Regions from separate parts of the Mus musculus genome. Here region 2 is linked to region 1. The links are chromatin contacts, found by Hi-C or POLR2A ChIA-PET in ENCODE. All regions are on one chromosome and are shown on one strand. The core of a region is the stretch at or near the end of the contact, and the rest is flanking DNA. Distances in the headings are between cores, read along the strand shown.

Evidence for each region. Hi-C counts contacts between places; a loop is a spot of excess contacts on that map. ChIA-PET counts read pairs that join two places held with the same protein, here RNA polymerase II (POLR2A).
Region 2: a loop to region 1 is called in a map of heart, with 2.2 times the contacts of the local background. The contact joins the promoter of Mlkl here to the promoter of Rfwd3 in region 1. A Hi-C loop is called at or near these places in 1 of 37 maps with a recorded cell type or tissue (heart). POLR2A ChIA-PET finds 5 or more read pairs at or near these places in 1 of 5 experiments (Patski).

What each region holds. Positions count from the first base shown.
Region 1 is chr8:111,298,957-111,301,499 of GRCm38, reverse strand. It overlaps Rfwd3 (ring finger and WD repeat domain 3), which reads left to right and starts at 1,278. Exons shown (of 13, transcript NM_146218.4): 1 at 1,278-1,365. The coding sequence starts at 1,320.
Region 2 is chr8:111,336,923-111,339,465 of GRCm38, reverse strand. Mlkl (mixed lineage kinase domain-like) reads left to right here and starts at 1,261. Exons shown (of 11, transcript NM_029005.3): 1 at 1,261-1,642.

The DNA of each region.
Region 1 (2,543 bases), core at 29-2,528:
CTGATAGCAAGAAAAGGGAAAGGATAACTGTCGGTACACGGGGAACTGAAGAAGTGGCTCACAGGTAGAAAACTGGCTGCTAGTCCCCAGGCTCCGTTCCCAGCACTTACTTATTTTCTGTATATGAGTACACGGTTGCTGTCCTCAGACACACCAGTAGAGGGCACCAGATCCCACTGATGTTTGTGAACCACCATGTTCCTGGGAATTGAACTCAGGACTTTTGGAAGAGCATTACAGTGATGTTAACCACTGAGCCATCCCCTCAGCACTGTGAAGAGGGCTTTTGGGTTGTTTGTTTGTTTGTTTGTTTGTTTAAAGACCTTTAAGTAAGATTTCCTTCTTCAGAAACATGTTTGGAAAATCTTACGTGACAATTTATATTTCCAAGCCATTTATCATAGTAGTTTTCAAGTTGAAGACATTGTGCAAGATTTAAAAAAAAAATTTTTTTTTCCGACCATTGCGGACAAGTTGCTCAACCCAATGAGAGACTCTACAGGCTCTGGAACTCTGGGGACAAACTTTTAAAATCATCGATAAACTCTTTAATAAAACCTTAGGAAGAAGCAGGGGAAGTCACTTTTAAAGAATTATTTATTTATTTTATGTATATGAGTACACTGTTGCTGTCTTCAGACACACCAGAAGAGGGCATCTGATCCCATTACAGGTGGTTGTGAGCCACCATGTGGTTGCTGGGACTTGAACTCAGAACCTCTGAAAGAGCAGTCAGTGCTCTTAACCACTGAGCCATCTCCCCAGCCCCCGGGAAGTCACTTTTAACATTTTCTTTCTTTCTTTATTTTCTTTTCTTTTTTTGGTTTTTCGAGACAGGGTTTCTCTGTATAGCCCTGGCTGTCCTGGAACTCACTTTGTAGACCAGGCTGGCCTCTGCCTCCCTGAGATTAAAGGCGTGAGCCATCACCGCCCGGCCACTTTTAACATTTTTCACTCTCAGTAGAAGAGGAAGGGGAAAAAAAAAAAAAAAAAAACCAACTCTCTTCCTCAGGGCTTCTTCCCGCCGAACAGTTCAAAGGAAGGGGCGCGAGATGGCGGACTCCGCACGACTACCAATTGCAGGAGGCGCCTTGGCCGGAGGTTCTCGCCCAGAAATGTATCAAAGGCTGACCAATGAGGGCGCCACTATTTCAGCTGGCGGCGACCGACGGAAGAAGAAGAGAAGAGATTGGTCGCCGTCCGCAGTGGCTGGCCAATAGGAGCTCGCCGAGCCGCGGCTCCAGCGGGGGCGCCTCAGGGTCCAGAAGAGCTGCTGGGCGCGGGCGGAGCGGGTGCGCAGTAGGGGATGCGCGGTAACGATGGCCGAAGTCGCGGTCGGCCAGGCGTCCGACTTGGTCCCCTCAGGTGAGGCTGCTCCCTGCTTCTTCTCCGCCCTGGGGGCCTCTGGATGCGGGTGGTGGTCCCTTGCTCTGCGGCTGCTCACGGGGCCCAGCGAGGTGGGCGGAGGGCGCGCTGGGAGCTCGGCGGTCTCCTTCGGTCCGGCCTGAGGACCTCGACCTTCTTCCTCCTCCTTTCCTGAGGAATGGGGGGTGGGGGAGAGCTCGGGAGGAGCTGAGACGGGGCTCGGCTCGCACCGATTGCGGACCCTCCACGGAGTCGTTCTCCGGGTGCTTCCCGCGCGGGTCGAGCCCCGGTGACTGACTCTTTGACCCTTGTCGCTCGCTGTTTTAACTTTTATCACCGCAGCGGAACTGCGACCGAAGGATATTTTCATTCTCCTCTTCCTGCGGGGAGGCGGGCGTGGGCAGACAGGTTAGGAAACTTAACTTTGGTTCCGCAGCTACTAACAGGGCGAGCCTGGATACGAACCCGGGTCTGACTGAATCCCCGCGGGCTCCCGGCGACCTGTTTATTGGGGCAGCCGTCGCTCCCGCCTTCTGTGTTTATCGAAACCAAAGCTTAGCAAGGGTGGGGGGCAGAGGTGGAGTTCACGGTCTGAGGGCCGCTGACTTTTCGGGGCCATCGGACTAGCGTTTGTGTCACTTAAAGAAGGGGCTCATACGAGCACGAGCCCAGGATTTGGGGAACGTGTTTTGTTTTTGGATGTGTGTGTGTGTGTGTGTGTGTGTGTGATTGAGGAACTAAATTGTAAACTTTAAATAGCAGCCTGTAAGAAGCACTGTTCAGAGAGGACAGTTAAGTGCATCTAGACCTAACTTAGGCATGCTTATTTGTGACAGTCCCCCTCTGGAATCCGGACTGCTCTCAAACTTGAGGCAATCCTCCTCTCTCTCTCTAATGATGGAATTACAGTTTTGAGGAAATATGCAAGGAGTATGGGGGGGGGGAGCTATTTTTAAAAGATAATTCTTGTGAGGATGTCGTTAAACTTTAGAGCCATATTAAAAGCATCAGTTCACATATTTTTGAGTAGTGAAGAGCTTAATTTTTAAAGCCTATCACCTTTTTTGCATAAAAATTTAAAATTGATAAGATTCTTTTCTAGAAGTCTGCTAGAGTTTTAGTAGTGAACAGCTCCTGGTATATTCTTGATTGTAGCTTTTGGTTTATCATTTTGGACT
Region 2 (2,543 bases), core at 12-2,511, 38 kb before region 1:
GATCTTGTGGGGAATGTCTGTGGGGAGAAAGGGCAAAAAAAAAAAAAAAAGAGAGAGAGAGAAAATGGAGCAGGTGCAATGGCTCAGTGGTTAAGAGCACTGACTGCTCTTCCACAGGTTATGAGTTCAAGTCCCAGCAACCACATGGTGGCTCACAACCATCTGTAATGGGTTCTGATGCCCTCTTCTGGTATGTCTGAAGACAATGACAGTGTACTCACATAATATAAAATAAATAAATCTTTAATAAAGAAAAGAAGTGAGAAAACAGGTAAACTAAGCCCCCCAGACATCCCTGAACTATGTTGCCTCAAAGTAAAATGTCTCCCCATACAATTTATTTCTATTCTTTCCCAGCTATATAGCATGAGTCAGCCAACGGCATTTTCTTCTTTCTTTCCTTCCTCTTTTTAAATTTTGTTTTAGTTTTATTTTTGAGATATATATCTCAACATATATCTGAGTGTGTGTGTGTGTGTGTGTGTGTGTGTGTGTGTGTGTAGAGCTTTAGCGCTCTTGGAACTGGATTTGTAAACTAGGTTGGCCTCGAACTCACAGAGATCCTGAGTGCTGGGACTCAAGGTCTGTGCCACCACCAACTAGCTAATGAAAGGTTATTTCTTATACTAGCTAACTGGGGGTATAACTGACAAATAATAAACTCATCTTGAAAAATAACAAAGTTTGGAGATGACCTTAGAAGGGGAAAAAAAGGAACTGACCCCTACTTGGGTAACTTCACACTCCCTTAAACTTCCTCCATTACTCTCCATCCCCTGCCCCAGGATTATTCAACACAAAGCAGCTAAAGGAACCGCCTCAGCACTTCTACGGGTTACCTCCATTTTTATGTATTTACCGGTGTGGTATGCATGCGTTTGCGTGCCAGGGCCAGTGCACACGTTGAAGTCAGAGGACAAGGCCTTTTGCCTCGAGAGAGGAAAATGACTCAGGACATCCGCCTCACTTTCGTTTTCTTTTTCTTTTTCTTTCTTTTTTTTTTTTTTTAATTATGCTGAAGTTCCAGGCTATCCCTTACACTGGCTATCAGGGCTCTCTGCAACCTTATTTTCTCAACCCCCAAATTCAAGACCTCAAACAGAGAACCTGGGAAGAGTAACTATTTAATGGATTTGGGGAAAGAATCAGCCAACTAGGGGCTTCAACTGGGAGCTGTCCAGAGAGCGGGTGTGGGAAGCTGGCATATCTCCAGTAGGAGTAGAAAGCCGGGGGAAGGCGTGTCAAACTGGCCGCGGCTTCCGGAGCAGAACTCTGGACAGAAATAGCTGTCGGACAGGTTGGTTTTGAGGACTCTGCTGGAGCATTGCTGCGTTGGCCCAAATTTGACTTTAGGCGGGAACCGCGGCTGGTGCGGAGTTCCTCCGAGAGGCGAGAGCTTTAAGGTTGCACCAAGGGAGGGGACTCAGGACACCGGGGACCTGCTCCGACCTGGCGTGCATTGTCAACGAGGCAGAAGACCGCGGTCCGGGAGCGGCGGGAGACTGATGATCCTACAGGAACTGAGCGCAGGATAGACCGGACGAGCGCCCCTCGGAGATCACGTAGAATCCAGTGAGCTGTAGCGCGGCAGGAGGAAGCAGGAGAATCCCAGAATCACAGATTGGACTTCCTGGAACTTAGGGTGAGTTGGTTTCGATTCCCTAACTAAATTGGGCTGTTATTCTGCTGAGATCTCTGCTGACCTTTTTTTGCCCAAGGAGGATGGAGATCGAGGAATGGCATTCGAGGAAAGGCAAAAGGTGGGGACTGGGGACCCGCCCCGAGGTGCCCAAGTCGTAGAGTAGATGGGTAGTCAGTAGGACAATTAATTTCCAGCACAGACGATTACGGGGGTTTGGGGTAGGGGTGGGGGAAGCGGGGACTCAGGACAGGGTTTCTCTGGGTGGCTCAGGCTGCACTGGAACTTGGAACTTGTTCCGTAGACCAGGCCGGACATGATCTCAGAGATCTGCCTGCCTCTTGATTGCCAAGTGCTGAGACTAAGGGCATGTATGCTCCACCATTACTCAGCGGGATTCCAGTTCTTAACTATGAACGCCCTCTTCCTTTTCTGGGGCCCATTTCACGAATAATCTAACGTAAAGTTTTTTTTTTAAAGGGCATCTGATTTTTTTTAGACTATTTATTTATTTGTTTATCGAAACAGGATCTCACTGTGTAGCTCTGGCTGGCCTGGAACTCACTGTATAGTCCAGGCTGGGGGGGGGGGGGAGGATATGAGTAATTAATATATTTAGTAGTGCTTCCAGATTTTTCTCCTTTGCTCTCAGACATCCAAGAAAGAGCCTTGACGACTTGGGCTCACCATCTGGGAATGGCTGGGCCCCGAGATCCATTGATTTTTCTCTAAGAGCGTCCTGACAGGCTAGAGAGATGGCTCAGCCATTAAAGAGTACTCTGACATTAATGCCTGTGCCTCCTGCCCAGGAATCCTGGGGACAAGGAAAACTAATTACTCACATGCTTGATTTCAGTTTGGCTGCTTTTTCACTTTTTTTTTTTTTTTTTTGGTAAGATTTAGA